Regions from separate parts of the Homo sapiens genome. Here region 1 is linked to region 2. Evidence: read pairs that join two places in POLR2A ChIA-PET (ENCODE). Cell type or tissue: MCF 10A. All regions are shown on one strand. Links, peaks and the distances in the headings refer to the core of each region. The heading gives the core; the rest is flanking DNA. Region 1 overlaps PADI2 (peptidyl arginine deiminase 2). Region 2 overlaps CROCC (ciliary rootlet coiled-coil, rootletin).

The links. Peaks named below come from ENCODE experiments on the same cell type or tissue, not always from the same donor. Only the 100,000 strongest peaks of a DNase experiment are listed, where the experiment ranks them.
Region 1: POLR2A ChIA-PET joins it to region 2 with 5 read pairs; 1 of 35 experiments calls an interaction of 5 or more read pairs at or near these places.

What each region holds. Positions count from the first base shown.
Region 1 is chr1:17,072,281-17,077,650 of GRCh38, forward strand. PADI2 (peptidyl arginine deiminase 2) reads right to left here. Exons shown (of 16, transcript NM_007365.3): 12 at 3,399-3,543; 13 at 2,576-2,669. Among named protein-coding and RNA genes, the nearest start is that of SDHB, 21 kb to the left of the region's middle. In MCF 10A, for the core only: a CTCF peak has its summit at 3,326 (motif pointing left); a DNase peak (open chromatin) is centred at 3,321.
Region 2 is chr1:16,946,614-16,951,956 of GRCh38, forward strand. CROCC (ciliary rootlet coiled-coil, rootletin) reads left to right here. Exons shown (of 37, transcript NM_014675.5): 17 at 148-378; 18 at 1,718-1,911; 19 at 2,186-2,313; 20 at 4,340-4,509. Among named protein-coding and RNA genes, the nearest start is that of CROCC, 27 kb to the left of the region's middle. In MCF 10A, for the core only: a CTCF peak has its summit at 1,099 (motif pointing left); DNase peaks (open chromatin) are centred at 2,068 and 2,597.

The sequences.
Region 1 (5,370 bases), core at 209-5,208, 130 kb after region 2:
ATAACTGGACAGCAGTAAAGATGCCCAGCTACAAGCCGGATGTAATCTTTGAGGCTTAGGGACTCAGAAGGGAGGGTCCAGGTAGAAACAGAAAACTTTAGGGATCTGTGATTTTCTAAAACTGATCCAAGTTCAGGAGATAGATTGATATAAGCATTTTTCTGGAGGGCAAGTCTGTAGTTTTTATCATCTTTTAAAGGGATGTGTTTTCCCCAAACATTGTGGGCTCTGGTCCAGCGGAGATCTTGGCTCTTTGGCATTGCCTGGTTCACCTTCCTCCCCAGGTCTCCTATGTGCTTCTACTCTCTGCTGACTGCACATCCGCGCATCCTCTCTCTGTCTGTCCCAATTACATGAATGTCTAAGTCCAGGAGATAATGTTTCACTCCTGAACTGACAATGACGATGCCTGACCATGCCTTCTGTCCATCAAAGTCCAGTTTTCTTCCTGTCCCCAAACTGTATTCTATCTATTTTCTCTCTATCTCTCTTTCTAAAATACAAAGAGAAATCTGGGGCACTGCTTGCCCCTATTTGTACAAAAATAATGGTCCCTATATCCTATGGGTAGTTTTTGAGGGTATGTTTAATATTAGAGAGGAAGCCTCCAGGAAGTCAGGACTCAAGCTTGCCAATCCAAGAACAAACTTCCCATCAGTGGGGAATTTAAAAAGGGTGGTGGTGTTAAATTGGTCTTGTCTGTCCTAGACACCAGTGACAGTCAGGAACACTGTCTTTGGATCTGAGGGGCAGTCATGTAAGTATCAACCAGCTGCGGGAACTCAGGCTTTCAGGCATGAGATATATTATGGATACCAACCTGAAAAGTGACAAAAGTAATTTAAGAAAAAAATAGGCCGAGCATGGTGGCTCACGCCTGTAATCCCAGCACTTTGGGAGGCCGAGGCGGGTGGTTCATGAGGTCAGGAGATTGAGACCATCCCGGCTAACATGGTGAAACCCCACCTCTACTAAAAATACAAAAAATTAGCCGGGCGTGGTGGCGGGCGCCTGTAATCCCAGCTACTGGGGAGGCTGAGGCAGGAGAATGGCTTGAACCTGGGAGGCGGAGCTTGCAGTGAGCCGAGATGGCACCACTGCACTCCAGCCTGGACGACAGAGTGAGACTGTGTCTCAAAAAAAAAAAAAAAAAGTATAACGGATATAGAGAGTGCTGATGGTTAGTCAGCATTGTAGATGTATTTAATGTCCCGGAACTGTGTCCTTACAAGTGGTTAAAATAACAAATGTGTTAGATTAGGTATATTTTATCACAATAAAAAACATGTTGGACATAAGGATGGCAATGGCAAACACTGGGGACTATTAGAGTGGGGAGGGAGAGAGGAGGGAAAGAGTTGAATGACTAACTGTTGTCTACTATGCTCAGTACCTGCGTGATGGGATCATTCATACCCCAAATCACACAATACACCCAGGTAACAAACCTGCACATGTACCCCCTAAATCTAAAATAGAAGTTGAAAAAGAAAAAAAAGAAGTATGAGGAATTGGCATGGTGTCTCTAACCTGGCTGGTTGTCTCCACCTGATCATCTTTCCCTCTTTCCGTGATTAATTCAAATGCAAACCTCATCCCGACTATGTCTGTCCCAATTATGTGAATGTCTAAACGTAGAAGATAATGTCTCACTTCTGGACTGACAACCACGATGTCTGACCATGCCTTTTGCCCACTAAAGTCCACTTTTCTTCCTGTCCCTAAATTGTATTGCATCTATTTTCTATCTCTCTTTCTAAAATACAAGCTCCTTGAATGCAGATTGCACATCAGTTTCCTTTTCTTTTTCAAAATTTTTATTATAGAGAGGCTGGGTGTGGTGGCTCATGCCTGTAATCCCAGCACTTTGGGAGGCTGAGGCGGGTGGATCACCTGAGGACAGGAGTTCAAGACCAGCCTGACCAACATGGTGAAGCCCAGTTTCTACTAAATAAAAAAAAATTAGCTGGGCATAGTGGTGCCTGCCTGTAATCCCAGCTACTTGGGAGGCTGAGGCAGGAGAATCGCTTGAACCTGGGAGGCGGAGGTTGTAGTGAGCCAAGATTTCACCATTGCACTCCAGCCTGGGCAATAAGAGCGAAACTCTGTCTCAAAAAAAAAAAAAAAAAGTATTATAAAAATGGGGCTCTCACTATGTTGCCCAGATTGGTCTCGAACTCCTGGACTCAAGTGATCCTCTTTCTTCAGCCTCCAAAGGTGTTGGAATTGTAGGCATGAGCCACCAGACCCAGCTGCATGTCAGTTTTCAACCATTTAACCCTCCACTGGGTCTGGTGCCATTTAAAGTATACGCTAGGGCTTGAAGATGCGCTATGCACTGCTGGTGACACTAAGGAGCTGTGGGCAGCTCACAGTCCACCCAGCCACAGCAAGGGTCACAGGAGGCCAGAGGTGCTTCCCAGCATGGCGACCTCACAAACCCCCGATCGGGCCAGACACCCAGGGAAGTGGAGCTGGGTGCTCAGGGACAAAGTGCTTATCTGCCCCACCCTCCCGAGGGTCTCTCTGGGGCCTCCAGCTCGCCACTTCCTGTCAAGGCCCTGTGGCCACTCACCTTTGAACATGATGGCCTCTCCATGGCCGTCCTTCTGCTTCTCTCGGAAGAGCTTGTAGCAGGCCGAGGTGCTGGCCATGAGTAGCAGGAATTTCTGCAAGAGACAGTCCAGAGGGACAGAGTCAGCAGTGGGAAGGCACCCAAGGAGCACGGGGAGGCCCTGCGCTGAGGACCCAGTGCCTTGCCTGCTCATTGCCTCAGGCCTCCCATGCCGAGTGGCAAAGGCTGACGGGGAGGGTGTTCTCTGCTTCAGAGGAATATTTCTCACCTTTCCTCTACCTCAGCAATGTCACCAGATCAAGGCTCAGAGTCAAAGGTGGACTTGGACAGGACATCTCCAAGTTGCCAAGCAGCCACACAATTTGCAGAGAATTTCCAGGGTATGAAGTTGTACCCATAAGAAAATGAAAGAACCTCTTTCCAGTGCCACAGGTGCATAACCTATTTCTCTCTAGAGCATTACCACCAACACAATAGCCACTAGCCTTATGTGACTATTGAACACTTGAGCTGTGGCTAGTCTGAATTTAGGTGTGTCATGTGAGTAAAATCTTTGCCAGATTTTGAAGATTTAGTATGAGAAAAGAATTTAAATCTCTCGTTAATAATTTTTAGGCTGATTATGTGTTGCAATGCTAACATTTTGGATTTATGGGGTTAAAATTTTACCTGCCACAGCAACAACATGCAAACCAGCTTCAGCCTACTTCCTCCTTCCTTTATGCTGTCGAGTTCCTCTAGCTCTTGCCCTCTGCTGGCAGGGGCGGGTAATATATTGGTTTGCTGCTACCCCATTCACTCCAGCCTCGGGAGGCTAGCTTACCTTTGTGCCGGGGATGGGGACAAAGGACATGAACTCATCCACGTGGCCCACAGTCAGCCAGTCTGAGTAGAGCTCCACGGGCGCCTGCACCTGCTGGGCCTTCAGGAAGTCACGCACCACCTTGGTCATCCTCCGACCACCAGACCTGGAGAAGGGAGGAAGAGGAGTTTCAGCAAATTACCCACCGCACCAGAGGGCCTGCAAGAGGAGTTTGGTCTCTGGGACCCACCTCGGACCCAGAGTGACATCAGCAGAGAAGTCCCAGGAAGGAGACTAGGTTGGGTTAAGAGACCCTGGCGCAGGCAGTAAGGCGTTTGAGTCCCAGGGGAAAGAGTAGGTGTGAGTTGCAGCTGCGGCCTGTGTGAAGGGCAGGGAGCCCAGGCTTCAGCCCTTGAGGGTGCCAGTGAGTGTGCAGAGGCTACCTTTTGTGTGCGGGAGTCCCACCTGGCCTGCTGGACGGGGCTAGGGCACAGGAGGGCTCCAAAATCTGCCCTCATCCATGTGCCTCTTTGCTACATTAACTTCTACTTACTTTAATCTTTTTTTTTTCCCCCGAGATGGAGTCTTGCTATGTTGCCCAGGCTGGAGTAGAGTGGCATGATCTTGGTTCACTGCAACCTCTGCCTCCCGGGTTCAAGCAATTCTCCTGCCTCAGCATCCTGAGTAGCTGGGACTACAGGCGTGTGCCACCACGCCCGGCTAATTTTTGCATTTTTAGTAGAGACAGGGTTTCACCATGTTGGCCAAGCTGGTCTTGAACTCCTGACCTCATGATCCGCCCTCCTTGGCCTCCCAAACTGCTGGGATTACAGGTGTGAGCCACTGTGCCTGGACTTACTTTAATCTTTAATCAGTTCAAGAGAAACCTCCTCCAGGAAGCCCTTCCTCATTTCTTTTTTTGTGTGTGTTTGTTTTTTGTATTTTGAGACAGAGTCTAACTCTGTCACCAGTGCAGTGGCATGATCTCAGCTCACTGCAATATCTCCCTCCCTGGTTCAAGCGATCCTCCTTCCTCAGCCTCCCAAGTAGCTGGGACTACAGGTGCCCACCACCCCGCCCAGCTAATTTTTTTGCATTTTTAGTAGAGATGGGGTTTTACCATGTCGGCCAGGATGGTCTCGATCTCTTGACTTCGTGATCTGCCCACCTCAGCTTTCCAAAGTGCTGGGATTACAGGTGTGAGCCACCGCTCCCGGCCAGCCCTTCCTCATTTCTAGACCCCCCAAGGTCTGCAATCTCTCCATTATCCTCCGAAGATAACCCTAGCTCCTTAGGGTGGCCAACAAATTCCTTTCTGATCTGGCTCCTGGCCAGCCCTCCTCCCTCGCTTCCCTCCCTTCCCCCGGTTCTGTCTGCTCCAGCCACCTGCTACACTTGCTATCCCTTGGGGCTTTTCCCTTTGCTGTTCCTTCTGTATGGAATGCGCTTCCTTTACAATCTCCTGATGGCTGCCTACTTCTTAACATCCAAGCCTCAACTCTAGTCACATCTTCAAAAAAACAACAGCTAAGGCACCCCTGTCCCCAGGAATGTTTTATCATGTCACCCTGTTTTATCTTCTCCATTGCATGTATCAGCATTCAGAATTATCTAATTGATTTACTTGATTCCATGTTTATTTTCTGTACTGCCCTTACCCAACTATAAACTCCCGGAGAGCTGGGACTTCATCTGTTCTGGTCACCGCTGTATCCCCAGAGCCTAGAATAGTGCCTGGCACAGAGTAGTTTCTCAATAAATATTTGTCTTTAAGGGCCGCCCCTGAGCTCCTCGAGGGGGTTCAGGGCCACTCCCTGGGCTGACCTGACTCCCTGTTATTCTTTCTATCGTTGCAAGTCCCTCCATTTCATCAGGGTCTATTTGCATGCCTGAGACCTCTGCTATCTCCTTGAAGGCAGGGGCTGGGCTTCCTGTTTGGGACCCTGTGCCTGACACAGGGCCTGGCACTTGGCTGGTGCTCAGGAAATGGTTG
Region 2 (5,343 bases), core at 2-5,001:
CCCAGTGTCCCATACACCCAAGGGCACTGTCCCTCATTCCCTGGGAGCCTCCCCTGGGCTATTGTTGCTGGTGGGTGGGTGGAGGAGGCGTCCTGGTCCTGGGAGGGACGCCCTGCTCACGAGGCCCCACTCCTACCTGGCCTCCAGCTGGAGGAAGAAAAGTCCGCCCTGCAGGGCCGGCAACGGCAGGCAGAGCAGGAGGCCACAGTGGCGCGGGAAGAGCAGGAACGGCTAGAGGAGCTGCGGTTGGAGCAGGAGGTGGCGCGGCAGGGCCTGGAGGGCTCCCTACGAGTGGCGGAGCAGGCCCAGGAGGCATTGGAGCAGCAGCTCCCCACGCTGCGCCATGAGCGCAGCCAGCTGCAGGAGCAGCTAGCGCAGGTGGGCAAAGCTGTGTGTGGGGGTGGTGTGGAGAGCATGTGGGGCAGGCCGGGCTCCCAGCCCCCTGCATCCAGTCCTGGGTTAAGTCACAGGCACTGGAGCCTGCTTCTGGGTTAAATCCAGCCCCACTTCTGCTAGCTGGGGACCTTGGACAAGCTGCCCAATCTCCCATACCTCAGTTGCCCCATCTATAACATGGGGCCAGCCAGGCGCAGTGGCTCACGCCTATAATCCCAGCACTTTGGGAGGCCGAGGCGGGTGGATCACCTGAGGTCCGGAGATCAAGACCATCCTGGCTAACACGGTGAAACCCTATCTCTACAAAAAATTAGCTGGGCGTGGTGGCACGCGCCTGTAGTCCCAGCTACTTGGGAGGCTGAGGCAGGAGAATCGCTTGAACCCAGGAGGCAGAGGTTGCAGTGAGCCAAGATCATGCCACTGCACTCCAGCCTGGGCAACAGAGCAAGACTCCGTCTCAATAATAATAATAATAATAATAATAATAATAATGATACAGATTAATAATAGGTGGAGACTTTTTAGAATTGGAATCTTAGACTTTTGGGAACATCACATCTGGAAGAGACCTTAATGTTTCAGGGATCCAGGGACCTTCATGCAAGGTCTATCCTGGAGCGCCTAGGTTTCTGGGAGGGGCCTCTAGAGGATGGGGTAGGGGGTGCAGGAAGCAGGGTGCAGGTCTCCACCTTGAGGCCTGCCGAGCAGCTGCACTTGGGTCTGGTTTATATATTCAGCTTCTCTGCAAGTTTAGAGTAATACAAGGGTTCTGTTACTCCCAGAGCTGAGTGAGGGCCCTCATTTTTTTTGTTTCATTTTGTTTTGTTTTTGTTGTTGTTTTTTTTTCCAGACAGAGTCTTGCTCTGTTGCCCAGGCTGGAATGCAGTGGCACGATCTGGGCTCACTGCAACCTCCGCCTCCAGGGTTTAAGCTGTTCGCCTGCCTCAGCGTCCCAAGTAGCAGGGACTACAGGCGTGCACCACCACGCCCGGCTAATTTTTGTATTTTTAGTAGAGACAGGGTTTCACCCCGTTGGCCAGGCTGGTCTTGAACTCCTGACCTCAAGTGATCCACCTGCCAAAGTGCTGGGATTATAGGCACGCACCACCGTACCTGGCTGGGCCCTGGTTTTTGTACACACGTGCATTGCAGATCTAGAGAAGGTCATGACTTGCCCAAGTACATGTAGCACATCAGGGCAGACCCTGGGCTCAAACCCAGGCCTTCTGCCAGGACTGGGTTAGGCCCAGAGTTGGGGTGCTGCACGATGAACAAGCTGGGGGACGCTGGGAGTGCTACTCAGTCTCTGGGTGGGGGCCAGCTCTCCCGGCAGCTGAGCGGGCGGGAGCAGGAGCTGGAGCAGGCCCGGCGGGAGGCCCAGCGGCAAGTGGAGGCGCTGGAGCGAGCGGCCCGTGAGAAGGAGGCGCTAGCCAAGGAGCACGCTGGCCTGGCTGTGCAGCTGGTGGCTGCGGAGCGTGAAGGCAGGACCCTGTCAGAGGAGGCCACACGCCTGCGGTAAGGCCTTGGGCTCTGCCCAACCCGCCCTGGGGGGTCCTCCTGGGGCCACACCATGACCAGCCACACGCAGGCACGGGCCCCCAGGGGCAGTTACTAAGGAGTCTGGCTTGCCGACTCGTCCTAGCTGTGGCTCAGGCTTCCCCAGGGAGTGTGGGCCTGGCCAGGCAGGTAGATTGGCACTTGGCCCATGCCTGGCCACTCCCTGAGATCCACAGTTTCCTGGGGCCAGGGAGGCTGAGTCCCAGGGCCTCAGGGACTGTATGTGCTGCAGCTTGGAGAAGGAAGCCCTGGAGGGCAGCCTGTTTGAGGTGCAACGGCAGCTGGCCCAGCTTGAGGCCCGCCGGGAGCAGCTGGAAGCCGAGGGGCAGGCCCTGCTGCTGGCCAAGGAGACCCTGACTGGTACGAGGGGCTGGGGACTTGGGGGGAACACCAGGTTCCAGCCCAGACTGCAGCCTCCCAAGGTCTGGGGTCTCACAGAAGTTGGGAGCACTGGAGTAGGAGTCTGGCTGGCCTGGGTTCCAGTCCTGTGCCACCACTTAGATCTCACCTTCCCTTGAGCAAGCCCCTTTCCTCTCTGGGCTGCAGATTCCTCAGCTGATGATTGGAGGTGGCAATGCCCACCTTCTAAGCCTGTTGCCAGGATGACGTGGGAAAAGCGTGTAAGGCCGTGGCACGGTGCCTGGCTGAGTCAACAGTAACTGCCGTTCATCGGTCATCAGGCCTGTTAGTCTGAGTTCTCTGTGCTTTTCAGATGACTCTCTTGGCCCCAGAATCCCAGCCCCACTTCCCTGCACCGTTCCCATCCAGTCTCTGAACTCAGGGCTTCTTTCTGCTCACCTAACATTAACTAAGCACCTACTTGGGTCATGGAAATTAATTTTCCTGTCCATGTACACCTGAGCCAGACAGAACCAGGAAGGGAAATGCTGGTGGGTTTCCAACCCGGGAGATGGTTTTTAGATGGTAGCTATACCATTTCCATTCCCTGTAGTCATTTCCATTAATATAAATAGTTAACGTTTGACGGGTATGTTCATGTCAGTCATTAAAGGAGATGCTTTATGTGTAGCTGTGCAGCTGTGGGAAGTTGCTGCTGATCTCTGAGCCTCCATTTCATCATCTGTTAAATGGGGATGAGGATAAACTACATAGGCATGTTATGAAGACAAAATGAGGTTATGTCTAAAATACTTAGCTGGGCGCTTGACCCATAGTAAGTGCTCAGTCAGGAATAGGGTTGTTTTTTGTTTGTTTGTTTTGAGACAGAGTTTCACTCTTGTTGCCCAGGCGGGAGTGCAATGGCACTATCTCGGCTCACCTCAACCTCTGCCTTCTGGGTTCAAGCGATTCTCCTGCCTCAGCCTCCCAAGTAGCTGGGATTACAGGCATGCATCACCATGCCTGGCTAATTTTATATTTTTAGTAGAGACGGGGTTTCGCCATGTTGGTCAAGCTGGTCTCGAACTCTTGACCTCAGGTGATCCACCCGCTTTGGCCTCCCAAACTGCTGGGATTACAGGCATGAGCCATCACGCCCAGCCTGTTTGTTTTTTGAGACAGAGTCTCACTCTTGTTGCCCAGGCTGGAGTGCAATGGTGCGATCTCGGCTCACTGCAACTTCTGCCTCCTGCATTCAAGCGATTCTCCTGCCTCAGCCTCCCAAGTAGCTGGGACTACATATGCCCGCCACCATGCCTGGCTAATTTTTGTATTTTTGGTATAGACAGGGTTTCGCTGTGTTGGCCAGGCTGGTCTCAAACTCCTGACCTAAGGTGACCTACCTGACCCAGCCTCCCAGAGTGCTGGATTACAGGCATGAGCCACTGCGCCCGGCCTATTTGTTTTTTTGAGGCAGAGTCTCACTCTTGTTGCCCAGGCTGGAGTGCAGTGGTGCAATCTCAGCTCACTGCAACTTCTGCCTCTTGGGTTCAAGCGATTCTCCTGCCTCAGCCTCCCTGAGGCTGGGACTACATACGCCTGCCACCACGCCTGGCTAATTGTTGTATTTTTAGTAGAGACAGGGTTTCACCATGTTGGCCAGGTTGGTCTTGAACTCCTGACCTAAGGTGATCCACCTGCCCCAGCTTCCCAAAGTGCTGGGATTACAGGCGTGAGCCAAGGCACCTGACCTAGGGTTGTTATATGTTTGACATCCGTCCCATTTGGGAGGCCTTCTCATCAGTCATTTTATGCCTTTAATGCCATTCTAGGTAGGCAGGAAAGGGGTCAGGGCCAGTGGGCCCATGTAGCATATAGGGAAACTGAGGCCCAGAGAGGGCAAGCCACTTCAAGAGGACCCAAACTAGATGCCAGGCAGGCCCTCTGCCTCTGGGATTTTGCCCATGTGGCTCACCTGGCCTAAGTCTGCTGGCCCAAGGAAAAGTTTCAACCCAACCCTGCCCTTTCCCCCATTCCTCTCGTGCAGGGGAGTTGGCGGGCCTGCGGCAGCAAATAATAGCTACACAGGAGAAAGCCAGTCTAGACAAGGAGCTGATGGCCCAGAAGCTGGTGCAGGCTGAGCGGGAGGCCCAGGCCTCTCTGCGGGAGCAGCGGGCAGCTCACGAGGAGGACTTACAGCGACTCCAGCGTGAAAAGGTTCAGGCAGCTGGGGAGGGGTGGGCAGGACTCTGAGCCAGTGTTTCATCATCGTTCTTGCTCTGCCTCGGTCTCTACATCTGTGAAATGGGACTTCCTCTCTGTTGTGGAGGTCCTGGGGACAGCTAGGAGGACTGGGGGGATGGGGAGGTTGTGGTTCTTATTAGACATGCAGATTCCCAGGTCCCAAATCTGGTCCAGCCCTGGTAATCCTGATGCAGAGGGTCCACAACCACATTTGGGAAATACTGACCTAATGTACAGCAGGAAAGCACTTTCATTTGCTAAGAAGTACTGTTTGCATATGAAGAGCCACTCAGACCTCAGCATATAGAAAGGCAAGGGGCCAGGGAAGTTACTAGAACACTGACTCTGGGTTTGAATTGCCTGGGTTTGAATCGAATCTTGGTCGCTTACTGGTGATGCTACCCAAGGTGTCCGTGCCTTCATTTCCCCACCTGTAGAAATAGGGATAGGATAGTGAAAGGTATTGAAGATGAGCTGAGACCATCTGCATAGAGGGCTTAGCATAGTGACTGGTACTTAGCAAATGCTCCATAAGTTATGATTGCTGGCACTGACATGCTCTCCAGAGTGGCCCTCGGGACAGGGGCCCTCAGCCACCAAATCCTAGACAGGGCTGCCTCTGACAGAGGTGCAGGCTATGACTGCATGGCTCCAGGGCATGCCACTCACCCTGCAGTACCCCTGGCCTTGGGTGGTTGTTACCACGCTTCTCCAGGAGGTGGCGGTAAAGCTCTTTTTTTTTTTTCTTTTTTCTTTTTTTGAGACGGAGTCTTGCTCTGTTGCTTAGGCTGGATTGCAGTGGCGCAA